Linked DNA regions of Homo sapiens: region 1 is linked to region 2. The links are chromatin loops, found by intact Hi-C in ENCODE. Cell type or tissue: mammary epithelial cell. All regions are shown on one strand. Links, peaks and the distances in the headings refer to the core of each region. The heading gives the core; the rest is flanking DNA.

Region 1 (12,864 bases), core at 4,685-12,684, 49 kb after region 2:
ACAGTGAGGAGACCCCAAGGAAGACAAGGGCTAAGAATTGACTTTTGGATTTGGCCACAGTGAGTTGCTCAGTGACCTGGTGCGAACAGTTCCCTGGTATGGAGGGGACAGGTGCATGAACAGTAAGGGAGAGGTCAGCAGAGACATCAGGTGCACAAGGCTTCAAGCAGCTTAGCTATGAAAGGGCAGGGAGAGCTCAGAGCCTGCTAAGAACACAAGGAGAAAGCTTGGAGGTAATGGTATGGGGGCCCTGAGGGCCAGGATTGACTTGAGCCTCATCTTCCAAGACAGTGGGTACCCGTGAGTCCAGGGACAGTGAGGCAGTGAGATGAGGAATATGAGAAGGATTTAACCCTAGCAGCCTTAATTTGCTCCAAAATAGAAAAGGAAGTGGGCAGGGGTCAAGGAAGGTACTAGAAGTTTGGGCTACCTACTAAGGGGAATGGCTGATGGAGGCACATCACACCCTACCCCACCCCTAAATACACACAGGTGCACATACAAGTACCATTATGTTCCTTCTGCACTGAAAACTCAGAGCTCTGTGCAGAGAATGTGGAAGGAGTTCTGCCATGACTAGAGCAGAAAAGCTTTAACAGCTTCTACACACTTATTTTAAAACAGATTTAAATTGGTTCCACTGTGGGGCCAAATGTATATTTTGGAAGCTTTGTGATCTGCTTTTTATGAGCCTATAGATTTTTTAAAGTGTTTTTACTTTAGTACAAAGAGAAAAGACTTTAAGAATATGTTTCAGAATGTTGGTAGTACTTGTCTTGGGTGATCAAATCAGAGTGAATTTTTCCTTTTCCACTTTTTCATCTGTATTTTCTTTCTTAAAACCATGAACAAGTATTACTTTGGAAATGAGAGAGATAAAGTCAGTGCATTTTGACCTGCTAGGCTTGCAGCAGTGTGGAAGCTTCAAGACATCCCTGTGGAGTGTGTAAGAACGTGGGGTAGGGGGATAGGCATTTCTCAGTAATGCAAGCATGACAGCAGTGACAAAAATGTCTCAGGCCTTCAATCTCCTGCTGTCTGTCCAGGATTGTAAAGAACAAAGTTCCTTACCATGAACTAATAACAAAGAGCTCTGAAATCTGTGGAGATGAGCCCAAAAGAGCATAATATGCATTTTAAAAAAGAATGAAACAAAAAGTTGCCTGAGGCAGAGACTGGAAAGTGTATGCATCAGACTCCTCAGTCTTGGGGGCTGGCCCAGCTGCTCTCTGGCTCTGAGAGGTGGGCTCAGGTGGTTGGATGGGTGGGGCCCTGCCTGAATGGAGATGGGCCTTTTGGGAGATTTATGCAAATGGAGTCTCATTGTGGGGGCACATGTTTAGAAAGGCTGAGCTGCTGAATGATGTCTCTACTCAAGGTCTGGAATAAATAGGCCGTAATGAGAATACCAAACAAGAGCTCTGATTCCCTTTTATGGGTTAGAGGTTTCCTCTTGCAGTCTTTTATACAGGGTCCCCTGGGGCTTACAGTACATTCTGGTGGCTGGGACCTTCTTAAAAACTGGGACTAAACAAAAAAACCACCTGGGCCATAATTTAGGAAAACTCAAGCCTCGTTGCTTCATGTCCTTGGGGGAAAGGATGTCCCTTTGCACTTTTTCTCTTATACACATGACAATAGTAACTTCTAGTTGTGGTTTTCTGGTTTTAGGATCCACACAGTTGCCCAAACTCAATTACTTTTTACATGAAAGAGAACACAGCTGGGGACAATGGCTCACACCCCTGTAATCCCAGCACTTCAGAAGGCCAAGGCAGGAGGATCGCTTGAGTCCAGGAGTTCAAGACCAGCCTGGGCAACATAGTGAGACCCTGTCTCTAAAAAATTTTTGTAATTAGCTGGACATGGTGGCTTGTGCCGGTAGTTCCAGCTACTTGGGCGGCTGAGGTGGGAGGATCACCTAAGCCTGGAAGGTCAAAGCTGCAGTGAGCTGAGATCGTGCTACTGCACTCCAGCCTGGGCAACAGAGCAAGACCCTGTTTCAAAAAAAAAAGAAAAAATAATGAAAAATAAGGCCCTTTGGGCTTGAGACCCTGTCCTCTGCCTGGACCAGTGCCCTTCCCAGGCCCCCTTGGAAATCCACTTATGCCATGTGGTCTGGGCCCTGCCTCACCTTCATGAAACCTTCCAGACCCTGGCCCTTCACAGTGCCTCACTGGTGGCCCGTTGGATGTCTCAAGGTGAGACAATAATGACATTTTGGTTACAAGCCTCAGGAAAGTTGATCATATTCCTACTTTGGGTGGCTCCTCAAGTTTTTGTTTTTGTTTTTGTTTTGCTTGTTTTTAATGGATCATTTCCTCTTTGCAAAAGCCACTTGTTTCTAATAGAATATTTCATAAATATAGTCAAGAAAATTAAAAGTACCTGTGATCCTCCTACATAGGGTCTCACTATGTTGCCCAGGCTGCTCTCAAACTCTTGGCCTCAAGCTATCCTCCCACCTTGGCCTCCCAAGTAGCTAAGATTACAGACATGTACCACCACACATTTTTTTTCTTTTTTCTTATTTATATGTATGTGTATATGTATATAAAATCTGTTATAGATGTTTCCTGTGTCAATAATTGTGTATTTTTATAGCATATTTAATGTCCAAAACGGTATTCTAACTGGTATTGTAGATACCATGTGGTCCTTGCCCACCAAAATGTGTTTGCTTTTGAACTTTCTGTCATAGGCTTTTCTGACATCTGACTACATTTTGCAGACCAGATTTTTTTTCTACTGTTTTAACTTAAAAAAAAAAAGTAATGAAATGCTTTAGAGAGTTGAAAGAGTATAAAGGACCTCATTTCCACCCCACTCTCAGTCTGAGCCTGCAGCACTGAGGTGCGCTTGCATGTGGACAAGTGTTCCTTCAGACTTTCTCATTGCCTCCTTGTCTCCTGCTCCTTGTGAGCCTTTGGCTCCTCATCCTCAGTGGGGAAGCACGTCATTGCTCTGAATGACAGGTCAGCCAAGTGCTGCCCATCTCAGGAGTGAATAGGTCCTCACTGAGGCAGGAGAAGCAGAGGCTTAGCAGGGGAAGGGCTGGGGCCCAGCAAAGAGTCATGTGAAGAGCAGACGACAGGAGATCTGTAGGCCCACCTCTAGGACCGTGCTTGAACTGATTTTCCTCCCAGGTGCTCCTCTCCTGCTTAGTATCCACCAGGATCCTCCTGGCCTTCCTAGGATCCCCACTTTCAGTCCTCTTGCCTCCCTTTAGCTCCTGACGCACTGGTGGCCATGCCTTTCTCTAGGTGCTCTGCCTCAGCAGCCTCACTGCATCTGCACCTGTCCACCCACCAGCTGTATGAGGCCTGGGCTCCCATCGCTTCTTTGTACTTCCCACAGTGTTCGGCATGGTGTAGACCTTCAGGAGAGAGTTGTTGGTTGACTTGTCTCTGCAGTTTTCTTAGCTGGAATCTTAATCCACTGTGAGTCATTTTCACAGTGCAAGACAGAACCACAGCTCCCTTGCATTTCCAGCACTTAAAGATTTTTCTGTTTCTTCAGTGGCTCTTCCCTTCCCAGAATTCTTTTATAGGAAAGGTTCTGACACCCAGTCTTCATCCCTTCTGCCCTGGGAACCCCTCACTTGGCCTGTTATAATCCATCGGTCCAACTCTGGGGAGACCAGGGTGCTCTATCTGAAACTCCCAATTTGCCCACCCTAATAAACTGTACTTTCACTCTGGGCACATGCAGAATGTGGGGACAGTCTTAGTTTCTGTCCTTCTGATGTTACACTGACTTCCCTGATTGTGGTATCTCATGGGTGCCTACTGAGGAGTGGAGCTTGCTGTGAAGTAGACCTGACACAGGGGTCATGGAGGGAAGAGTGCCCCAGTCCAATGCCATAGCTGTGGCTTGACCTCGTGTCAGGTGTGGTTCTTGTTTGGGAGCTGGGCCAAGCAGGCAGAGTTCCCAGGATGGCACATCCTTGGCTCCCTGTTGTCACTACTTCTTTCACCCCTTTGCTGGAAGCTGCTGGATCTTTTACCTTTCACTTTGTGTCATACTGTGTACCAGGCCAGGGCATCTGGTGCTGATCAAGGTAGACCCAATCATGGAGTTTCTGGTCTGGCACAGTAGCTCTCAGCCCTGGCTATAGAGTAGAAGACTCTGCTAGGGAGTGTAAAAAATGCAGAAGTCAGGGCCATACTCCCTGGTAGTTTTTTTATAGTAGTGCTGCATAAGAGTCTAGGCATCTGTAGTTTTTTGAAGCTGCAGCATTGGTGCCAACACCAGACCCAGAAAACAGACCACCATATTACTGAGCACTTTATCTGTGGCAGTACCATCTGAGCCCTTTCTGCAAGTTGTCTATGTCTAGTTTAACCTTCTCAGTAATGCTGGGAATTAGATAAGATGAGTCCTGCCTCACTGATTAGGAAACTAAGGCATAGATAGGCCCACCTGTCAGTGGGCACACCACTCGCAAATGTAGAGCTCAGATTTAAAGCAAGGCCAGGGGACTTCCAAGCCAGCTCTAACCCTTTGTGCTATGCCACTGACTGATCTTCTCTCTTACTTCTTGGACCTATATTCCCAGCTACCTTCCTGGGTGTCCCTCAGGCACTTCAGACTCAGCATACCCTAACTGAACTGATCAGCTCTTCTCAGAACTTCCTTCTGCTCTCTTAATGGTTTTGACGTGCCACCACTTACCAGCTGCTAAAAATGGAAACCCTACTGGGGCTCATCTCCTCCCTTTTTGTTACCCTCTCCACCACCCAATAACAAGTTGGTTCCCTACCATCATTTGTAGATTCAGATCTCAGAATTTCCTCTCCACTTCTCCCGCTCCATCCTCGTAATTCAGTTTTTCCTTACTGGACCATCAACAATAACCTCCTACGTGGTGTCTGGAATTTTCATCTCTCCCTCTTCTTATATGATCCACATAACACAGGCAACTGAGCTCTCTTCCTGAAGCACCAGTGTTACCTAATGGCTCTAGGCTACCTATAAAGAAAAATCCCATCCCAACCTGGTATTCAGCGCACCACATGGGCTGGCCCCGGCCCATCGGTCCGGCCTCCCCGCTGACACTGCATACGCACAGTTCAGCACACTGATATTCTCCCTGTCTCCCAGATATGCCATGCTCACCCTCACCTCTTTGTCATTACTCATGCCCTCCTCTGCTGGAATCCCTTTTCTCCCACAGGTCTACCTAGCCAGCCTCTATACATTCCTCGAGACAACCCTTGAACATCACTACTTAAAACTCCTCTGATTCCCCTGATTAATTGGCTGCTGGCTCCTCTGTGCTCCCTCAACACAAATACCTTCCACAGCATGTAACCTCTTTTACTAGAATCGTTTGTCAGCCTCCAAAACACTATAAGTCTTGGAAGCAGGGACCTCCTGTGATTCCTGAGTCCATAGCAGTGAGCATGAGAGCACAGGGCTCAGCACCAAGCAGGCTCTTGGTGAAGGTTGGTTATTAAGACCCTACTTAGGCCTGTGCACTGCCTGTTTTCCTTCTGTTTGGATGGGTGCACAGCCAGAGCAGAATCTTATGGCATTTTGGCTCTGCCATTGGCTCTAAAGAACGCTAAGTATTCACAAGCATACTCCACAGGTGGAAGAGCAAATCAGAGGGCAGCTCTGGCCAGACAGCAAGTCAAATACCTGAGGGCAGCAGCTCCCAGTTGCTTATGGATTCACTAAGAACCAAATATAGATTACAATTATTCATAACAATACCACTGGTAAAAGTAAAACTTAATCCCAGCAAACAACCCATTAAAATGTGGAGCTGCAAATTTTGATCTGGGGAAACTGTTAGACATGTTGCTCACCAGTGAAACTTAGAAAGGGAGAAGCTGTTATCAGGAAATTTAATATAGACCAAAAAATAGTCAGTGAGCCAAATCCTTGCTGTTATATAGGAGAGAATGGATTCAATTAAAATAATTCCAGTAAAATGAAAATACAAAGTAATCAGGAACAATGTCACTGTTTAGTGTAGAAAATTAATCAAAGAATTGGCCGGGTGTGGTGGCTTGCACCTGTAATCCCAGCACCTTGGGAGGCTGAGGCGGGCGGATCACAAGGTCAGGAGATTGAGACCATCCTGGCCAACATGGTGAAACCCCATCTCTACTAAAAATACAAAAAATTAGCTGGGCGTGGTGGCGAGCACCTATAATCCAAGCTACTCGGGAGGCTGAAGCAGGAAAATCGCTTGAACCCAGGAGGCAGAGGTTGCAGCAAGCCGAGATTACACCACACCACTGCACTCCAGCCTGGGCGACAGAGCAAGACTCTGTCTAAAAAAAACAAAAAACAAAACAAAACAAAAAAACAAAGAAAAGAAAAGAAATCAAAGAATTAATGTGGCCTAATGGCATCTCCTCAGAAAAATTTTTGGTCAATAAATATTCCTTAATGTTGGCATAATTCTGAACACAGAGTCCACATGTTGTTGGTATCAAAGTGTCCTGTCCATGTGTGTGTGTGGTTGCTGCTTTCAAATAACTATCCCCACTGTAGAATGTTAGAGCTGATAGAACCCCCAGCCCAACCCTGATACCTTTCATCTTTCCTACAGGGGGCAGTGCCCAAAGGAAATGCCACTAAAGAATTCATCGAGAGTTTACAGTTGAAGCCTGGGCAGGTGGTGTACAAGTGCCCCAAATGCTGCAGCATCAAGCCCGACCGAGCCCACCACTGCAGGTACACTCACTGGGGCTCGCCTCCTCTCTTCTCCCACTGTCCTGCCTCCCTCCATCCCCGCCAACACCTGCCTCCTGGAGTAGCACACACTTCCCCAACAGGGGCCAAGTCAGCATCGGGATTCCAAATGTCCCCTGCTCTGGGCAGAGAGTGATCACTGTGAGTCTCCTTCCTGGTCCCTGTGAGCCCTCTAGATTGCAAAGAGCATTTGGTTTGGCCTCAGGACACCTGTCCCGGGACTTGGCTCTGCCACACCTGACATAGGACCTGGGCAGGGCCTTTGTTTTTATATATGTAAAATGGAGGGGATTCCTGCTTTTCCTACCTCACAGCTTTATTACAAGGGTACCATGAGAAAAAGCTTTAGAAAATCATTCTGTGAATGTCTGGGACTTGAAATGAAGCGGTTGTCCTTGAATGAAGACTTTCTTTTAAAACTTCTAAAGGTTATGATAGTTGCAGAATTAAACCAAAAAAGAAAGCCATTTCCCCATCTTATCTGTGGTCAGTTTTCTGTTTTGTTTTCAGGTTTCTTTATTAAGTTTTTCTGATGAGAAGACATCTAGCTAAAAGTTGTACTTTATTGGCTGGGCACAGTGACTTACACCTGTAATCCCAGCACTTTGGGAAGCCAAGGCAGGAGGATCACTGGAGCCTAGGAGTTCAAGACCAGCCTGGGCAACAAAGCGAGACTCTATCTCTACAAAAAAATTTAAAAATTAGGCCGGGCGCAGTGGCTCACGCCTGTAATCCCAGCACTTTAGGAGGCTGAGGCGGGCGGATCACCTGAGGTCAGGAGTTCGAGACCAGCCTGACCAACATGGAGAAACTCTGTCTTTACTAAAGATACAAAATTAGCCGGGCGTGGTGGCACATGCCTGTAATCCCAGCTATTCGGGAGGCCGAAGCAGAATCGCTTGAACCCGGGAGGCAGAGGTTGCGGTGAGCCGAGATTGTGCCATTGCAGTCCAGCCTGGGCAACAAGAGTGAAACTCCATCTCAAAAAAAAAAAATTTTTTTTTAATTAGCTGGGTGTGGTGGCACACATCTGCAGCCCCAGCTGCTCAGGAGGCTGAGGGCAGAGCATCGCTTGATCCCAGGAGTCCGAGGCTGCAGTGAGCCAAGGTTGCACCACTGCACTCCAGCCTGTGCAACAAAGTGAGACCCTGTCTCTAAAAAAATTTTATTTATTTATTTTGAGACTGGGTCTCACTCTGTCATGCAAGCTCATAGCTCACTGCGGCTTCAGACTCCCAGGCTCAAGCAATCCTCCTGCCTCAGCCTCCAGAGCAGCTGGGACTACAGGCATGCACCACCACACACAAAGGGAGACACAGTCTCACTTTGTTGCCCAGGCTGGTCTCGAACTCCTGGGCTCAAGTGATCCTCCCACCTCAGCCTCCCAAAGTGTTGGGATTACAGGTGTGAGCCACCTCGACTGACATACAAGGAAACTTTACATGCTGAATTACAGAAATACAAAAATATCACTTGGTCCCCTTTTCAGAGGGTATGTGTTTGGGTGGGGAGGGGTTATAGAGGACTGAATCTGCTCCAGGTGTTGGACATCTTCCTTGTCAGGCTTAGCCTGCGGAGACATTTGGGTGTGTGAGAGATCTGAACGGCGATTTCTGCCTGGCCTTGCTGCCTGTCTTTCAGAGGAGAGTGGCCAGTCTCCAGCACTCAGATTCCGGAGTCAGCTCCCCAGTACCTGTGTGCTGTGCCCACGGCACCTCAGCCTGCCCTGCCTCAGCGTCAGTCATCTATTTTCATCTTCCTACTCACCCCTGGAAATCGGGATTGCTGCAGGGATGGCCTCCCTAGATAAAGAAATTAAGGTTCAAAGGGGTTGAGTGCTCCACGGTCACACAGCAGTGAGTACTAGAGACAGGTTTGGGTCCCGGCAGTTCTGGCTCCAGGTCCAGACAGGGCTCTTTCCACAGGAACTCCAGTTTGGGGATGACACATGTAACTTTATGTAGTTGTATGTATGTTTTTCTGTCTGAAAGAGAGAGATCTGCAGACCTCCTCAAAGCTTGAGGGTGAGGGCTGAGGAGCCTGGGTAGGGGCCAATGGTGATTGCTAGCTCCTCCGGGGTTTCTGTCTGTGGGTGAGCTTGCTTCTGAGATCTAATTCAAGGCTTGCCTCCTGTGCCTGAGATGGAGGCTTCAGTCTGGTCTTTTCTTGCCACTCTCGGGCTTAGGAGCCAGCTGTTTTCTAACCATCACTCAGATTTTTTTTAAAAAGCTCAGCTTGCTTATGTGGTTTCTCAGGATAGCCCGGTATGGTGGAGCAGACTCTGGCCTTGAAGTTGGAGTGGTTGGTGTTGGAAGTTCAGCTGTGTCGCTTGCTACACGGTGGACCTTCGGCCAGGTGCTGCATCTTTCTGAGCCTCAGCTTTCTCCTCTGTAAAAAGGGTTGTTTCTTTGTAGTTTGTTGTGAGGATTAAGTATGAGTAACTGTGAGTCACCTAGCTCAACAAGCGTAAGCTATTGCTAATAGAAGAATGTGTATGGAGTTAGGGATATGCTGGGTTTATAAAGGCTGGACCAGAACAGGGAGGTGTTAACTTTGTATTATAGAAAAGAACTTTTGGTGATTCTTTTCTCTTCTCTCCCTGAGCCCTCAGCTGCCTCCACCGCCTGGCATTTTCCTCACTGCCTCCTCCTTGCCTCTCTCCCCAGGATGATCCAAGGGAGGTATTCTTGTGTGCTAGTAAACAGATCAGCTTGGGCAAAGCAAGAGCTGCTGATTCAGATGAACTAAAGTGAGGATGCCTGTAGAGTTGCCTGTTCCTGCCTCAGAAATGCATGCTGACAACTGCTCCTTTGTGATGGTGCGTGGTGGCCCAGGCCATCTGGGGACCCACAATTTTGGATAAGCAGAATCTCCAGCATACCAGACAGACTGGGTTTGTTTATAGTCGTTGAGCCCAGAGGCTGCCTGCCTGGTTAAAGTTGATGTCGACCTTGCCCGCTCAGGCAAAGGTGCATGTGTGCACATACGTTTGCGCCCAGCATTTTAGAATTTGAGACTGTCTCCATTCCCTTGTCTCTGGTGGATACCACAGATACACCTAGACCTTGGGCCTGTAGGTGTTCCTTCCAGCCCTATGGTGTGTGGTTGGGTCTTTCCTTCCTGGGAGAAGCACTCTGAAACCCCACGCTCTTTCATCCTGGTGTCAAATCTCCTGTTCATAGGAACCATGGAAGCATGTGGAAACTCTGTGGGAGGAGCCATTTATGCTAATGTGGATGGCCATGGCATTTGGCTTATGCTTTCAAGCTTGTCCAACCCATGGCCTGTGTGCCACTTGCAGCCCAAGATGGCTTTGAATGTGGCCCAACACAAATTTGTAAACTTTCTTAAACATTAGGACATGTATGCATAGACTTTTTTTTTTTTTTTTTAGCTCATCAGCTGTTGTTAGTGTTAGTGTATTTTGTGTGGCCCAAGACAGTTCTTCTTCTACCAGTGTGGCCCAGAGAAGACAAAAGATTAGACACTCCTGCTAGGTTCTTCTGCATGAGGAGGGAGAGACCTCTGACTTTGGCAGCCCCCCGCCTCCACACCCCAGACACCCACACTGAGGCTAAGACAGTCCTGGGCTGCTTAGAGCCCCTGAGAGATTCTTGTTTTGTCTTTCTCATGGTTATGATTACTGAGAAAATCTATGTAGCACTAGTATTGTTTTTAAAGCATTTTGCATACATTTTTGGTGCTCACAATGACCCTAAGAGATCAGAGTAGTTCTGCTGAGGCTGATTGGAGAACCTAAGTTTCTCTGACCAGAGCCCAAAATGAGGACCTGCTCTCAGATCCCCTGTTCTTTCCACTCCACTGCACTGTCCTTCCCAAAATCGTTTCTGAGCTGGAGCCAGGATGTGGTATAGATGTCTTTTTTGCTTATAATTTTAGTCATAGCCAGTGAGGGGTAAAATGAAAACCTGTGTGTGACGCCATGGCTCACTTAGTACCTTCTTGCTGTTTTCTTACTATTTTCCTACATGAGCATCCCAGTCTGATGTAGTTGAACTCATTTTCCAGGCCTGCTCTTTCCTGTCTGTGGTGTCAGAGACTTCATTCAGCTGACCCTTGCTAAAGGGGGCCCTGGGCTTGGCTCTGAGCTCGACTCTGAGCTTATAGAGGTGGATTAGACCTGGCCCTGGCTCTAGGAGCCTGCCACCCAAGCAGGGCAGGCACACTTCTCCACCATGATATAGTTTGGTAAGTGCTGGTATAGGGAGAGACAGAACCCCATGGAATGTGGCTATGTTTCCATGTTGAGCCATCACCCAGGGTGAGCAAGAGAGCCTCGGCCAGCTCCTTTGGGGATGAGTACCAAGTAAGGGCCCTCATACCTCCTTGGAGAGGAAACACATAAGCCCCAGAGAAACTGAATACATATGAGCCAGTGAGCTTGGTGGATTCTACCAAGGTTTGAGGCCTGAAAAAATGGTAGGAAATCTGGAGGAAGGGGAGAAGGGAAGCATCTGCCTTCTTCTACAGTGACGACAAAGAAACATAGAAGGGGCCTGGGAAACCTGGAAGGCCAGGATGCAGATACCTCCATTTAGGGCATTTGGTCTTTTCTGTGATTGTTTTTGCACACTTGGTCCCTGTGCCATGGAGCTCACCAGCTTACAGCGTCTCATCCACGAGACTCTGGAATTAGTGCCAGAAAGGAATGCCAGGAGAGGACTGTGGACAAGAAGGACCCTTAGAGGATAGGGTGGATTTTGCCAAGTGGAAAGAATGAAGAAAGGGCCTCAGGTGTTGAGGCCATCCACAGCCAAAACGGGGAAGATGGCTGAGCAAGTGTGTGGAAGAGGCTCTTAGTCTGTGATCTGTGAGCCTTCCTTGGCCTTGTGTTTGGGCTGCCCTGCTATGCCTAGGGAGGGAACACTGCTGAGCCCCCTGCCCATGTGCATGCAGTGGGGGCTGGGAAAAGGGCTGGCTCTGAGGTGATTGATTCCCTTTGGGAGTCAGGAGTTGTGGGGGGAGGTCCACATTTTTTCTTCCTCATGGCAGATGGTGCCAGAGGTGAAACAGCAGGGCAGGGTGTGGTATGTCCTTCACTGCCCTTCAACATCTGCCTCTGGTCCCTGTCCTTGGTTGCTCCAGGCTCCAGCCCCAGCACCCTTCTGGCCTCTGTGAGCAGCTCAGCCTCTGAGCAGTGCCTCCAGCCACGTGGGATGGGCCTCACCCCACCCACTCTGCATACCACCTGGCCCAAGGAGAAGGGTAGTGTGGGTTTGGCATTTCATATCTTTGAAAACAGGAAACTCGGGGACCAGCATTTTAGACCAACACTTGTGGCCCTCAGCAGGCTGTACTCACTCTCCCTGCGGTGTTTATTTTTCTAATTTGGAAGCCCAGCGAGACTCAGCCCATTGGGAAACCCAGCTTCCTGGCATTCACGCCTTGTCTCCAGAGAGGCTGGGAGGAGAGGGAAGAATAGCTTTGCTGTAAGAGCTTGTTTAAACTCTTGGGCAGCTTTCAGAGGATGTCCAGCCACTTGGCACCTCTCTGCCGCTGAGCCAACACTGTCTCAAGAGCACCCACTTGAAAACCCTTTTAAAAATAAGTGCAGATGAAAGAGAAACTGCTCAGGAGCCAGGAGCAGGGAGGTGGTTACCCTCAGGAGTTTGTTCCCCAGATGGGAAGGGGATTAAGAAACCCAGAGGTGCTGGTCTCTGGAAGAACATGCCAGAAACAGGCTCTATGGTGGGAGCATGGCACCTGGTGCCTGAGGCCTAGGATGCAGGGAGTACTCACTCTGCACTGTCTGCTTATCTGCACTTTTAAAATTGTGTATTGGGAACAGGCATTACCAATTTAAAAATATATATTCTGCATGTATACTTATATGTATATTCATGTGTATTTTTAAAAGTGGTAACAGAGAGAGAGAAGCAGAGTGGCTAATGGACTTGCTGGTACTTCTCTTGCTCTTTGTTACCTCCATGTCCCTTTTGTGTCTCCTTTTCTTACCTTGCCCTCCTGGTCCCCAGGGAAATTCTGGAACCAGGCCAGCATGTCTGAGATATACCCATTCCCAACATGCCTGTGTTAGTAAGGCCCTTTGAAGTTGTGGAAAAGAGCAAGGGTGCAGACCAGTATGAATCCACACATCGTCTGAGCCAGGCACAATATCTGTCTCATGTATTCTTT
Region 2 (15,931 bases), core at 4,102-12,101:
TCCTTCTGTCCTCATTTTAGAGAGGCCTTGGCCTGAGGTTATGGAATAAAGCCGACTGGGCTGCCCCAAATAAGAAAGGTGAGAAGTCACACATAGAAAGAAAAGTCATGTAGTTCTGTTTTTGTTTAGAGTCTATCTCCTCTGCAGTTGAACTGTGAACTCCTAAAGGCTGGGACTCTGTAGTTTTGTTCATCCTTTTATCCCCAGAGCCCAACAGAAGGGGTGCTATGAGGAAGAAGGTTAGTGATTATTTGTGAAAGAACCCATCAAAAGACAGGCTTGTGACCAATCACCCCACCAAAGGTCAGCTGTGTGTTGTTAGTGCAGCAAAGTTCTAACAGGTTTCCCTCTTGGAGTAAAAACTGATGCCATTAGAGAACTATAAAGAGCAAAGCAAAGTGAAATTTCCATGAAGTTAAATTTTCACTCTCATAAAATAACCGAACTGAGGGGAAAAAAACCAATACTGGAAACAGGTGGGTCATCTGACTGTAATAGGTTTGAAGTAAGTAAGTATGAAAACATGGCAGGGTGCCCAGCAAATATCTGTTTGAACATGGGCTCTGTCTGAGGACTAACCAGACCAGTTGGTAAAAAGAAATTAGGAGGTTTCTTTTCTACTATCTTGCTTCAAGGATTGCTTCACAGATTTCCACCACCTCGCTTCAAACATGGACTCAATCTATTCAGTATATCACCCATCCACTGATGAAAACTATGTGAATGCCAAAAAATGGATCGGCCTCATCAATAATACAATTTTCAAAAATGCTTTTCTAATTCATTAAAAACTTTTCTGAAGATGACAACTTTTTTTTTTTTTAAAGATGGATTCTCACTCTGTTGCCCAGGATGGAGTGCAGTGGCACCATCTCGGCTCACTGCAACCTCCACCTCCCAGGTTCAAGCAATTCTCTTGCCTCAGTCTCCCCAGTAGCTGGGATTACAGGTGGGCACCACCATGCCCAGCTAATTTTTGTATTTTTAGTAGAGACAGGGTTTCACCATGTTTTCCAGGCTGGTCTCGAACTCCTGACCTCAGGGAATTCATCTGCCTTGGCATCCCAAAGTGCTGGGATTACAGGTGTGAGCCACTGTGCCCGGTCAGAAAATGACAACATTTTAAAAGCTCATGTCTTCTTCCAAAATAAGCAAAACCCTTAAAACAAATATTTCAGAAGAAATCCAAATGCCAGGAGTCTTAAAAAGAAAGGTCTACAGATGACAGGGACACAATACACATTCCCCTGGATATTCCTGCGCACCATGTATCCATCCCCTGCTCACTGAAGAGGGCTGCTTCTGAGCTGAGATAATGTCCCAGTAGTCATCAGTTTTGTAAAAGCCTTCCCTAATAGAACAGGCTTCTGTTGCTTTGACTTTAACTGACTGAATCAAAAGCACATCAGTCCCCATCACTGGGCCATCCTACAAAACTACAAGTGTGCATGAATACTGAGGATGAACAAAGGATTACAAAAGGACAAATGCAGTGTGCCACACACTTGTGTCTTAACTTTCTCTAGTGGCGGAGGGGAGGGGACATAAACTTCTTCAGACACAGGATGGAACTGGAGAGTTCACGTCATGGGGCTGCACCTCCCTGGGCAACTATGAAGCCTGCCTCTACCATCCTCAGTAAGGACTACAGGCTGCCAGGTCCCACCTTCTCAAACCCAGGACCTGAAAAATTGCCAACTTAGTAGGAATCATACTACAAGGTACATCCCACTTATCAGAGATGGAAAAAAAGCAAACAGATTTGTAATTTCATTATTTTTACCTATTAGTGGTAGCATTGCAACAGTAACCTGCTAGATAATGGTTACCACTGCTACCTTTTGACTATGCTCCATCCAATATCAAATTAATTTTAAAATATCTAGAAAACTCCACCCTGTCTCAATAGAGCCAACATGCAGAGCCAGGCTGTTTCTTTTCATGAAGTTCACCATCAGTTCACAGATCTCCTTTATCTGCACATTCATTAAAGAATCTATTTGGCCAATAGCTTAGCTTTTTGTCCTTCATCTGAAGTGGAAGATGTAGTTGCTAATCTCATGGTTCAAAACAGACCCAACAAGAGCCTATATATAAACAAGCAACCAACTGCTACGTGATTATACAAAAGCAAAATTAAGGCCAGGCACGGTGGTTTGCACCTGTAATCCCCGTAAGGCCAGGCACGGTGGTTTGCACCTGTAATCCCCGCACTTTGGGAGGCCGAGGCAGGTGGATCACTTGAGGTCAGGAGTTCCAGACATGCCTGGCCAACATGATGAAACCCCATCTCTACTAATAATACAAAAATGAGCCAGGCATGGTGACATGTGCCTGTAGTCCCAGCTACTCAGGAGGCTGAGACATGAGAATCGATTGAACCTGGGAAGCAGAGGTTGCAGTGAGCCAAGATCACGCCATTGCACTCCAGCCTGGGTGACAGAGCAAGACTCCATCTCAAAAAAAAAAAAAACAAAAAAACAAAAAAAAATTAATTAGAGCTACACAGAGAAGTTACTGTCGAGTGCCAAAACCTGGGTAGAGGAGTATTTGGGAGGCAAAGTACAAGGGAAGAAATGACGGGCTGGACTCAAAAGACTCCCAGGGGAGTAGACTCTGTGTGGGAGGAGGCAGGGCCTCTGGGGCCTCACCCAGGAAACTAAAGGCAGGCACGTTCTGAGGTGTTTAAAAGAAACAATGGCACAGTGAAGTCAAACCAGGTGTTCACATCATACAGACCTGGCTTTGAGACTCAACAGCACTACTCACAAGCTGAGACCTCTTGGGCTAGTTGATTTACCTCTGTCTGTCTTAGTTTCCTCACTTATAAATGGGAAATATAACAGTGTCCATTTGTAACAGGTTTATAAGGTTTAAATGAAAATGCATGTAAAGAGCTAATCATCCTTCCACACAGAATGTACCAACCTGCTTAAATTCTGCCCATGAACTCTGTCTGGCACCATCCAGAGACCATCTCTTGTTTTACTCTTCCTGGACAATTTTTATGGGCAATTTTAGGTGCTATCATGATATGACTATAATTTTATCATAGAATGGCATTATATATATGCTGCTTACATCTATGTTGTATTTAATTTTTAAAAAAATTATTATAGGAGACCATCTTTTCCCAACTAATCCCACCCTATAAGTTGAAAGCATCCACCTGAAGAGGAAAAAAGCACTGGAAGGAAAATAGGCCAACTAGTCTTTCCAACAAAGGTAGAATGTGGCCAGTACAGCACGATGATACTCACCAGCACATCCACATAGAGAACCCAGCAGTGCTCCCGAGGACTAATGCAGAGGGTCTTTAAGTCGACACTGCTTTTATTGTTAAATATCCGATAGAGGGTGTTAGCGATCTCGGTGCCAAGGTCATCACCTCCTCTACCTTCAAATTCAGGGGTAGCACTGGCTGAACTATACAAAACAGAAACAAAAAAACTGGGTGAGTCTTTCCAAGTGCAAAAAGCAAAGAGGCAAAGCTTTATTCCAGTTTCCCTGTAGAATGCTGGAAGAGCCAGCTGCTCGACAGAAAGTCACTGAGATGAGGAAAGGATGGCATCTGCCACTTTTCCTGACTCCAGACACATGTAATGAACCAGACCAGCACTGTGACCTGGATTTGTCAGTGTGTGTGATGGGATTTCCCAATAGCATCTAACAGAAGCCATCTTTAGTCAAAGAGAAACAGGAGAGTGATGGTAATGTGAACCTCGGCCGATAATAATTAACTCTCTTATCTTCAGAGTATAATAAATACTCTTCTCTGGCAGGCCTAGGAAACTGAGAGGCCTAGGGAATGAAGCAGTCTGGGTTACAGAGGGGTTTTGTCATATACACCACCTCTAGTTTCACAGCTTTAGAACACACTACGATACTCTCAATATAAAAACCACAATGTAAGTACAATAACCTTTCTGGAATAACTTAAAAGACATGTATGATAGTATGTCAGAGCTTTGTCAGAAACTTTAGATATCACTGTACTGAAGAGAAGGAAAATGAAAGAAAGCAAGGGAAAGATTGTTGGCTTGTAAGTAGTAGGTTACCTCCTTCATTTGATATTTTTCAAGAGAAAAACTTTTTTTTTCCCTTTTTGGCTTCTTGATATTTATGCCCAATAACCTCAACAAAACTAACAGGATTCAACATTAGCCACCCTAAAAACACTGAAGTGTTTAACAGGACATTTCTGAGAGTTTTTGGCTTAATACAAACAAACCCTTAATATGTATATGAGGTAAGTAACATTCTAGTAATTATTTTACTGTAACAGTAAAGGACTAGAAAGGTAAGAAGCCAGTGGTTTCAGCATGGACTCTATAAAATCACATATTAAAGCCTTCTGACCCCTTGCCCATCTGGAAGGCACCCAGCCCTGCACCAGCTACCAGAGACCTAGAGACTAAGTGAGGTGGATGCAGACCCAAAGCCAGCAGTTCCAGTGAGGTAGGGGAGTTTCACCATAGGGAGCAAACAGTGAGGTAGAAGCGGGAGTAGGGGCACAGGAGTGTCAATTAGCATTCAGGTTTAAAGGCGACCTCAAACCTGGGATGAGCAGAGCTGGTCAGGCCAGAGAGGCAGGAAGATTCCAGGCAAAGCAAAACCTGTGTGAACGCCCATGGCAGTGCCCACCCTATTTGTGTAACACTAAAAGAAATCTCACTTAGTAATATAGGTGGAAGAATGAATCCCAAATTAATCAGACTATGTTGTTACATAAAATTTTGCCTCTCTAATTATGTACTCCTCCTTTACCACTGTGAGCCAGCAGAATCCCCTTTAAAGTCCCCAAGAGAGACTTCATTACTGCCATAGCAACCTCGCTGTTCCCTGCCTTTGCTGGACTCAGGCACTGAGCCAAGAAAAGCAGCTCATTTATGGTGAAATAATCAAGTCAACAGGGACCAGGTTTTTACTTTGCACAGCCAGCAAAACACAACCTGTTTCTAATTTAAACACTAAGCAATCAATATTAAGTCCCAGGTCTTAAGTGCTTAAAAATACATCTACAGAGATTTCTGTGTACACAAATCCAGCCAGAGATGCTTACACTCAAAATGTTTACCTTTCCCTGAATGTAGTGGGCACATCCTCCTGGGTGTGACTAATTTCTTTGGGATTAATGCACTAACTCTTCTACAGCCTTGGGAGATGATTTATAGAGCTTCCCAGGTCCAACTGTCTAAATTAATCTACCTATAAAACCATGCATGCCCCTGGCCAGGCGTGGTGGCTCACGCCTGCAATCCCAGCACTTTCGGAGGCCAAGGCGGGTGGATCACCTGAGGTCGGGGGTTCGAGACCAGCCTGACCAACATGTAGAAACCCCGTCTCTACTAATAATACAAAAATTATCTGGGCGTGGTGGCACATGCCTGTAATCCCAGCTACTTAGGAGGCTGAGGCACAAGAATCACTTGAACCTGAGGCAGAGGTTGCAGTGAGCTGAGATCGCACCACTGCACTCCAGCCTGGTCAACAAGAGTGAAACTCCGTCTCAAAATAACAACAACAACAACAAACCCATGCCCCACTGGTTTTTTTTTGACACTGGGTTAAAGTGGAAATTTTTACCTATTTTTAAATGGCTTAAAACACACACACACACACACACACACACACACACACACACACACACACACACCCATTCTTCCACCATAGCCAGCAGTCAGACAGAGAGGAAGGTTTAGAGACTCATGAGCCCAAGGAACTCTCCTGTAACTGGATGGTGCCATAGCTGTGCAGTGACTCTGGGGAGGAGGCTAGGAAAACGGAAAGCAATTGTTCAGGGTGGGGGATGGGGTACAATGCTTTAAGCAACATAAGAAAGCCACAGACCCCATATTCTGCTGATGTGTGAAGACAAAGGCTGGAATAGAGAAATGAGGATTCCACTTCACTACTGGGCACTCACAGCCCAAGGACTCTTTCTGACAAATTTAGACAGAAATGTAGACCTGGAAAAGGCCTTAGAGACCATCTCCAGAGGATAAAAACCCAAATGGCTATAGGGGTCAGCAAGGTTACTACATGTATCTGAACAAAGGGCCACATATAACTAATAGAGAATGATGGAAGCTGTGGCAAACTTTCTAGCCCTGATTTAAGGTCCACCTTAAAAAAAAAAAAAATCCCTACATGAAACAAAAATCTCCCAGGTGGGATCTGACCTGTGGGATGACACTGTGAAACCCCAGATGGTCTAACTCTCTCATTTTACAAGAAGGGAGACCTTATCTTTTTTTTTTTTTTTTTAATGTTTAGCATGAGCTAGACACCACTCTTAGTACTTTAGGTGTATTAACTCATTTAATGTTCACAACAACCCTAGGAGGTATGGATTCCATTCTAGAAACAAGAAAACTGAGTCACAGAGAGGTTATGTAATTTGTCCAAGGCCACATGATGACTGTGCCTGGTAAGCTAAAATTCTAACCCAGGCAGCCTGGCCCTTATCTTCTATGCTTCCCTGTACTCTCCTTGAATCTGTAATTTGGCAAGCTTGGTTTATAGTCTAACATTAGTCAGGTTCACTTTCCTTGGTTTTACCTTTTGCCTCAGGGAAATGAATGTATGCTTTGGTCTTGGAACTTATCACTAGACAACAAATGTTGGAGTCAAGGAATGTTGACCAAGGAAGCCCTAAATAAAAAGCTGCTCTGCTCTGTTAGAGAGAGAAAGAAAACACAGGCTGGTAATTGTAGCTGCCTGCTCATATGCATCACAATCTACTCCTTCAGTGGGGGGTGTACACACTTGGTCTTTTGGGCATAAAACCAAATGCTTTCTGCATTTACCAAAACCAATTCTGACCCTTCATAAAGCATGACCAGTCCCTCTTCCAGAGTTGTGGGAAATTGTTTACTGAGCTGGATAAACTAATTAAGATCCTGGGAATGCTACCCCTCCCAGCTCTCCACCCCTTCTGACTCATCACCTCTACCCTCCTGCTTGGAACATCTCTGGTTTAACTGGGGTAGGCTGAGATCAAGGCCATGCCTACCTGGAAAGGGACTCTAGACACTGGGCCCACTGTTGCTTGCCTGGCAATCAATCTAGCCTACAAATCTATGAAGTCTTACGTCCAGGTCAGGCCAGGCCCACAGCAGAAAAAGTGATCTAGTGGGTACCTAGGCAGGGCTGACCTGGGCCTTACCCCTCCAGTAGTCATCTAGCCCCAACACAGGCCCTAAGGCTGATTCCTCTGAGTGTACATGTGCTCATGTCTGAGCCTGTAGAAGCCTCCCTGTAAATGGGTACCAGACCAATAGTAAGTATATTCTGAGGTTTTCATCACAAGCCTTTGTTTGAAGTGTCTGCGAGAGTTATCTCATCAGCTTGGGAGACTTTGATTACAATTAGCCTCAAAAGGCTTCTGCAGGTTGCCTCTCTGCTTTGTACCCACCCCCAGCCCCTCAGCCAGGAACAGTGTCCCCTTTAGCAGCACTAAGCAGGCAAGGAACCCAGATATAGTGACTCCAACCACCAATGCAGGCTTGAAGATTCTGGTTCAATTTTAGTGAAAAATACAAGTGTTCACATTGAAAAATAGTTAAGATCCCAAAGGGAAGTGACAAGTGCGGAGTATTCTGAAACATTTATGAATGAAAAATGTTCTCCTAAACTCCCCTAGTTAAAAACCCAAGCCTCTCTAAGAGGTTAAACCACAGTCCTAAACCCATCAACACAATGGTCGGAGAACTGAGAAGCAACTTGATGGCTCGCCGCCTAGTGGCAGCGCAGGGTGACACACCAGCTCACTAAAATCTTCCCTTCCTTTGGGCTTTAGATAGAAACCACCTTTTCCTAAAGTTTCCAAATTCTCATTTAAAATAGCCTACTCTCAGCTACAACCAGCAAACCAAAGACATGAAAAGGTCAGATTTTGCTCCCAGTTTAGTGACAGTGCTGCCAGGCATCTCTGGAACAGGGCTCAGGGTCAGTGCAGCAGTCTTTCCAAAGGGCTGTGAGGGCTATATCAAAGATTTTTCGTCATTCCCAAGAAACAGGGTAAATTATGGAGGTGGCGACAGTGTCTATCTTGGCTCCATGTATTATCATCCCAAGTAGACAAAACCAAGTGAAATGGGTTGGCAGAAAATCAATTAGTTTTCTGAGACCTCTCTACCCCTGGCAATTTAATTAAAACTGGAAGTTGCTAACAAGAAGTTAAATCAAACTAGACTCAGAGCAGCAGAAGAAACCCTCACCACCATCACCACCACCATCACCACCAATTTATTTCCTTCCACTGGGCAGCAACTATGTTTCAGCCTGTGGATAGGCAAATGCCTTGAGCTCTCCAGCAGAGGCCCTATGCCTGGAGTCCAGGTGGGAGTGGGTGTGTGGCACCCTTATTGCTGGGCACATCCACGGGTGTCCAGAAGCCATTCCTATTCACTGATTCAGAATAAAAGGACACACTTGTTTATGCAATTAAAATAATTATGCTCCTTGAAGACTCAATTGAGGTTCTGATACAGGTGGCAGCGATCAGTGCTTGGTAACCTCTCCCATCTCTGTAGGAAATGGGGTTTTGTGACTCTCTCATGGTGATTCTACTTGCCCGGCTGATTACATTAGCTGAGCCACTTAAAGAAGGTAAAGTGTGCCACTTTGAGACTGTCCATCTTGAGAAATCAATTCAGGAGAACTACCTAGATACTGGAGCTCTTGGGCCTGTGGGGATCCTTTTGAGACCCACAGAGGAGGAAAAGAGACCAGCAGGCAGCCACTCTAAGCCAGGAAAGATAGGCTACTTCTAGAAGCCAGATCTTGGGAAGAGGCAACTCAAAGAATCCTCTCACACTAGAGTCACTCATCCTTTACAGCTGGGACAAGAAAGGGATAAGAGCAGCAGGCTAACTTGGAGTCATATTTAGACACAGAGCCACAATGAAACGTATCCCCTATACCAAGCATCTGAGGGCAACACCCTCTCTTTGGTGTGGTTGGGCTGAATGTCTTTGGTCTGCCTAAAATGAATGAGGTAGAAGGTAATGAAGGAGATGAAAAAGAAAGCAAATTACAGTTCCTCACACATTGTCTGCTCCTCAGTGACTGCTTACTGCATTGAATTAGGCAGATCAAGGCCACCAGAGGCATTCTGCTTCCTCCAAGAACAAAGGAAAAGATAAGTTGGGGGCTTGAACAAGGTCACCATCATCCACAGTGACTTAAAGGATGGGCCAATTCCATGGGACAACTCAGGCTGGTGAGAGAAGATGAGCAGAACCAGGAGAGACGACTTGGGGGACCAGAGTAGGGGACAGGAATGGGCTGGAAAAAAAACTGACCAGAAAAATGAACATGGATAGTTCTTGGACTCCCCAAGAGCAGCCCTCCAAAGCTGGCTTCCATAGGCTGCATGAAGTAAAATGAGCAAAGATTCACAGGTTGGACAGACCTGAGCTGGCATTTTTAGCTTTGTAACCCTGGGGTAGTCACTTACTCTCTCTGAACTCATTTGTCATTTCTCTTATACGAGTACTATGAGAATCAGCTTCCGTGTATGGAAGTTCAGACTGGAAGACTGTAACTCACCCTACAAAAGTGGGTTAACATTTGTGCAAAAAAGGGCTGCCATTGCAGTCCAAAGGTGCTATTTTCAGAAGGGTCTGTTTGCAGGGTTGGCCCTTGGCTGGCATCCGGGAACCTGGCTCCCAGGCAATAGTAAACTGATGGGGGTAGTCCACTGTGCCTATATTGTGCAAATAATATGATTTATGCTGAACATTTGCTTTCCTTTAGAAAACTTCATTATGTATTAAGCATCGAGTGTCTATGTGACCAGCTCCCAGTAAAAATCTTGGGTGCTGAGTCTCTAATGGGCTTTCCTGGGCAGAAATGTCACAAATAAGTTACTGCATTTTCACTGCTGTAATAAACCTTAGCTGTGAGTATCACTATATGCTAAGTCTAGCAAATCTCTGAATGTGGAGGTGGTCTTGGGGATCTTGATACAGGGTCAACATTATATACCTACACCCAGCATGAGCCCACAGAGATCCTTACCCACTTCAAGAAGGCCTGGCTTCCAGAAGCAAAGTAATTGATAGAAGACGGGACCTGGCCAGCAACCAAATAAAAAGCCCCGACCCCTAGAATGTGGAGCTAATAATACTTATTGAACTTATTGACAAAATAAGGAGAAATAACACTTATTGAAAGCCCACTGGAAGTCAGTCACTGTGCTAGGTACTCACTCTATTCATTTCCTCTTCATCACCATGGTATTATTTATTATCCTCATTTTTTAGATGAAGAAATTTGGCCACAGTGAGACTGAGTAACCAGCCTGAGATCACAAAGCTGGCCAGAGAAGGAAGTGACATTCTGGCCCAAGGCTGGCTGCAGACACTGCAGAGCCCTCTCTCTTCTCAGCACCCATACTGCCTGCCTAGCTGCCACTTCCTCAGCCTGTCAGGCTGCTTGGCTGACCCTAGGCTTCATCTGTCAAGCAAATCATGAACAGTTTTCTGCAGAACTAGAGTAGGAAGAGAAACAGCACATTTTAGACCAAATGATCCTTACTGTGTATATTTTTCAAAGCACCATAACACAATCATTTCATTTGACCCTCATCACAATCATGTGCTAGGCTGCCTGGCAAATGTCCTCCTTTATCGGACAGGGAAAACAAGGCCAGCAATAGCCAGGTGGTTAAGACTAGGGCAGGACTCAAGCCAAGAGTCCTGACTATGTACCTGGCACATAGGAGGAGGTCAGCAAATGCCTGCTGGATGGCTGAATGATAAGTATAAAAGTGGGTTCAACAGCAAACCAGAGGTTCATTTTCTGAATCTTCATCTTTAAAATCATTTATCTTTAGAAATATCTGCATAGACAGTACTGACCAGTCAACAAAGAACTCCAAGTAGCCTTCATTTGGTTTCTCCAGCTTCGGCGTCCCCATTTCTGCTTTCACTCCCACCAAGATGTCTGTGTGACCCTGCAGACACATGCAAGAAGAGTCCTCACTCAGAGTATGCAGCCAGGTACTCCACCACCTCCCTCCTCTTCTGGACATACACCCCTGGGGGACTCTTTTAGGAGCAGTGCTAAGACTTGGAAAGTGGTCTTTGGAGGAGGTGAGCAGTCTTTTCAGATCTGGATAGACCCCCCCTCCCTGAGTTTGGCTCGGATCTTCGATTTCCCCAAGAGCAATTTGCATTCCAAAAGCCAGACAGCGTCAGCAGCTCATTCCTTAGGGCCTACTCATTTCTCCACCTGGGCTTGAACCATGGTCACAGTACTCACCAGCTTGACCCTGGCGGACCCACTAGTGTTGGACACCACATCAGTTTCCACTTCGACACATCGGTAGTCCTCACAGCCACGGCCATCCACACGGAGGTCTTCCTAGGTGTTAACAACCACAGTCCTATAGTCACCCCAGATCAACAATAACTCCTAAACGGACTCACCCATTTTCCCCCTAGAGAAGATATATGCAGAATATCTCTTTTCCTCTTAGTGGATCATCTAAAATTCTGTCCTTGTAGCTAACAACAACATTACTATTTTACATATGAGGAAATGGAGACTCAGAGAAGTTGAGCGACTTGTCCAAGGTCCTACAGCTAGTGAAAACAAAGCTAGTTTTCCATGCCAGTTGTGTCTGATTGCAAAATCTATACTACATACCACTATATAGAATATGCACACAAAAACAAGATCTGAACAAGAGACAAAATAAGCCACCTCTCTCTAAATCTGCAATTCTTAAATTGCACCAAGAAGTATATGTTGTCAGAGCTACAGAGTACAATCATCTCAACTGAAGCCCTCCTACCCCTAAAACTCAACAAGATCTACTGTGTAAATAGTGAAAGACACCTAATCTTCTAAAGAGGCAGTCTCTAGAACAGGGTCAACAAACTAAGGTCCCTTGTTTTTGTAAATAAGTTTTACTGGAACATAGCCATGCCCACTTGTTTAGGTAATGTCTATGATTGTTTCTGCACTACAAAAGCAGAGCTGAGTGGTTGGGCCAGAGATATGACCCATAAGGCCCCAAATCTTTACTATCCAGTCCTTTACAGGAAGTTTGCTGACTCTTTTGGCAGAAGATGGTTTTCAGGGTGGTCTACGCGCTGCCTGTTCCTTCTGCCCATTTATTTACTCCTTCAATTACTTGTATCAGTACAACTCATTGGTATCTTTTATGCTATGGTTATAATCCACTACTATCATTAGTTATTTTGCTGCTCAAAGTGTTCCAAATTTGGCCACTGGGGGCTTCTTTGGGTTAGTTTTTGTGCTCTTTCAACATGCCTCCAACTTTTTGAGTAATTATCTACTTTCTGCAACACAAGATATCTATCCTCTTGTGTCTTCTCTGCCCAGCCCTAGGGATCAAGCCTTTCTCCAAGGAGCCCTGGTTGCTTTTATTGGGGAATGGTACTTAAAACCAGGAACTAGGCTCTAAGTTCATTGCTGTTGGAGTATTATTTCTTCCAGAACTTCTCAGCAGACAGAGCTAGAAAATACAGTTATGTATACTAACCACCCCCACCACACACACACAAATCTGTTTAATTCTGTATCTATCTACATATCTATTAAAAAGCCAAGAGTTCATACTGATAGATCAATTCCAATCTAACATCACATGGTTCATTCTAACCTTCCTCTGTTTCTTATTTGTAACTTCTTTCTCAAAGAAGGAGAAAGCTGGCTCTTATTATCTAACATGTATTTCTGTATTTGTTCAATCTTAGTATACACAGTTTCTGAACTTCTAACCCATACCCCTGTGAGAAACAAATTTACTAATAGCACACAGTATTTGTGTAAAGTTCTGTCTTTAGCCTCAGAGTATCCAGGCAAAATACTGTTTTCCAGTTACTTCAGTTCTTTTCTTCTACGTGCCCTTCAGTGTGGTTACATTACTCACTTGTAACACAGGCTCATTTGTAACTTGTAACTTTTTTTTTAGACTATGGCTCTGTCGCCCAGGCTGGAGTGCAGTGTGGCACAGCTCACTGCAACCTCCGCCACCTGCGTTCAAGCGCTTCTCCCGCCTCAGCCTCTGAAGTAGCTGGAATTACAGGCACATCACCATGCCTGGCTAATTTTCATTTGTAAATTTTTGTTTTCCATTTTGGGTTCCCCCACATCATGGTTACTTTTAATTACTTATTTACTTTCTGAGTTTGTGAGCTATCACTATAGTTCTGAGAGAAAACTCAGAAAAGTATGCTCAGAGAAATGTCACTCTCCTCCGTATTATGCTATTTTCATGCCCCTTTCTTCCCATTCACCCTAGGTTTCTCTTCAGTTTCAGGTTTATCTTTCTTGTATTTTCTCTGCACAAATAAGCAAATACATGAATTTTTTAATATCTCCTTGTTTCTTATATGAAGGGTGGAATACTATAGATACTCTTACTTTTTTTTTTTTTTTTAACACTTAACTATATATATGCAGGAAATCATTCCACGTTGGCTCATGGAGCTCCTTCTCATTCTTTGTAAACATTTTTCAAAAGCAGTTTTTTTCAGAAAAAGAATCATTAGCTTAATCAGATTCTCCAAGGAGTTGATGCTTCCCAGAAACATAAAAAATAAAATAAAACACTGCTCTAAAGTATGTGACTGACAGTTTATCTTTAAACTGCCTGGCTAACTGCATATGTGACTGACTTTTTTGAGAAATTAAACAGAAAAAAGCAAAACACTGCAGCACCACACAGTACCAATGATCACCCTCTGCCATACTTGCTTCAGGTCTTTCACCCGTTTAACTTTTCAATGACAGAAAATAAACATCACAAATCAGGTGGAAGGTCCTGTGCAGCCCATCCTTCCCCCAGCACCTTTCCTCCCTGGAAGATATTGAGAGGTGACAGCGTGCTGGCAGCCCTCACAGCCCTCGCTTGCTCTCGGCACCTCCTCTGCCTGGGCTCCCACTTTGGCAGCACTTGAGGAGCCCTTCAGCCCGCCGCTGCACTGCGGGAGCCCCTTTCTGGGCTGGCCAAGGTGGGAGCCGGCTCCCTCAGCTTGCTGGGAGGTGTGGAGGGAGAGGCGTGGGTGGGAACCAGGGCTGCGGGCAGTGCTTGCGGGCCAGCGCGAGTTCTGGGTGGGCATGGGCTCAGCGGGTGGGTGTGGGCTAGGCGGGCCCCATACTCTGGAGCAGCCAGCTGGCCCCAGGCAGTGAGGGGCTTAGCACCTGGGCCAGCAGCTGCTGTGCTCAATTTCTTGCTGGGCCTTAGCTGCCTTCCCACGGGGCAGGGCTCCGGATCTGCAGCCTGCCATGCGGGAGCCTCCCCGCCCTCCCACCCCCACCCATGGGTGCTCCTGTGTGGCCCCAACCTCCCCAAGGAGCGCTGCCCCCTGCTCCACGGCGCCCAGTCCCATCGACCACCCAAGGGCTGAGGAATGCGGGTGCATGGCAGGGGACTGGCAGGCAGCTCCACCTGCGGCCCCAGTGCAGGATCCACTGGTTGAAGCCAGCCGGGCTCCTGAGTCTGATGGGGACTTGGAGAACCTCTATGTCTAGCTAAGAGATTGTAAATACACCAATCAGCACTCTGTATCTAGCTACTCTGGTGGGGACTTGGAGAACCTTTGTGTCTACACTCTGTATCTAGCTAATCTACTGGGGAGGTGGAGAACCTTTGTGTCTAGCTCAGGGATTGTAAACGCACCAATCAGCACCCTGTCTAACAGACCACTCGGCTCTCTGTAAAATGGACCAATCAGCAGAATGTGGGTGGGGCCAGATAAGAGAATAAAAGCAAGCTGCCAGAGCCAGCAGTGGCAACCCGCTTGGGTCCCCTTCCACACTGTGGAAGCTTTGTTCTTTCGCTCTTTGCAATAAATCTTGCTACTGCTCACTCTTTGGGTCCACACTGCCTTTATGAGCTGTAACACTCACCGCGAAGGTCTGCAGCTTCACTCCTGAAGCCAGCGAGACCACGAACCCACCTCGGGAGGAATGAACAACTCCAGGTGTGCCGCCTTAAGAGCTGTAACACTCACCATGAAGGTCTGCAGCTTCACTCCTGAGCCAGCGAGACCACGAACCCACCAGAAGGAAGAAACTCCGAGCACATCTGAACATCAGAAGGAACAACTCCGGACACGCCGCCTTTAAGAACTGTAACACTCACCGCGAGGGTCTGCAGCTTCATTCTTGAAATCAGTGAGACCAAGAACCCACCAATTCCAGACACAATATCCCTATCTTGAGTCTGGAGATGGATTCAAAAAGCAACAGAATTTCAAGTCTAAGAGAGTAAGCCTTTAGGATAGAACTCCAGAAGGTGATCCCTCTTCACTGGAAGACCCATAACTATGTAACTGTGTCTCTTCCCAACCTCACCCATAGAACCTGAAGGCTTTCTAGCTCAATCTCTAACACTCCAGCCCTCTCCACCTCCATGTGCCCCACTCCCCAGCTAGGAAAGTGAATACCCAGCCCAGAAAGGTTATTGACAAGAAGTTCTTTGTGGGGTGTAAATATGGTGTAAGTATGAACAATCATTAGGAACATGACTCATGGTTCCAGGCCAGCTCCTGGCACTAACTAGCCACTTGACTTAGGACAAGCCCCTTCCCTCTCTGGATTAGTTTCCTCATTTGTAAAAGATGGAGATTAAATTAGTCTCAAAGTGATTCTCTAATTCTACAGATCTATAAATTAAAATGGCTGTAATTATTTGCAATAAATAATAGCAGCTGCTATTTACTGTGCATTTACTATATACCAGATAATGTGCAAGGAATACTGCAGTTAATGCATTTAATCTTTTCAATAATCCTATACGATAGTGTTATTCATTCCATTTTACAAATGAGAAAACTGAGGTTAAAAGATGTCAAATGAATGGCCCAAGTTCAGACAGCCAGTAAGTAGCACTTAAGCCTCAAGTCAGAGCTCTTAACCGCTATGCTACACAGTCCACTGCATTCTA

What was found. Hi-C counts contacts between places; a loop is a spot of excess contacts. Peaks named below come from ENCODE experiments on the same cell type or tissue, not always from the same donor. Only the 100,000 strongest peaks of a DNase experiment are listed, where the experiment ranks them.
Region 1: a loop joins it to region 2, with 2.1 times the contacts of the local background. A loop is called at or near these places in 3 of 110 quality-filtered maps.

The regions. Positions count from the first base shown.
Region 1 is chr3:44,938,994-44,951,857 of GRCh38, reverse strand. It overlaps ZDHHC3 (zDHHC palmitoyltransferase 3), which reads left to right. Exons shown (of 7, transcript NM_001135179.2): 3 at 6,566-6,690. Among named protein-coding and RNA genes, the nearest start is that of ZDHHC3, 31 kb to the left of the region's middle. RefSeq lists enhancers at 11,324-11,823, 11,824-12,325. In mammary epithelial cell, for the core only: no CTCF peak of the experiment used is centred there; a DNase peak (open chromatin) is centred at 9,177; H3K27ac peaks cover 293 bases.
Region 2 is chr3:44,984,582-45,000,512 of GRCh38, reverse strand. It overlaps EXOSC7 (exosome component 7), which reads right to left. Exons shown (of 8, transcript NM_015004.4): 2 at 11,272-11,373; 3 at 10,869-10,963; 4 at 3,261-3,426. Among named protein-coding and RNA genes, the nearest start is that of EXOSC7, 16 kb to the right of the region's middle. In mammary epithelial cell, for the core only: a CTCF peak has its summit at 7,734 (motif pointing left); DNase peaks (open chromatin) are centred at 6,492 and 7,192; H3K27ac peaks cover 3,165 bases.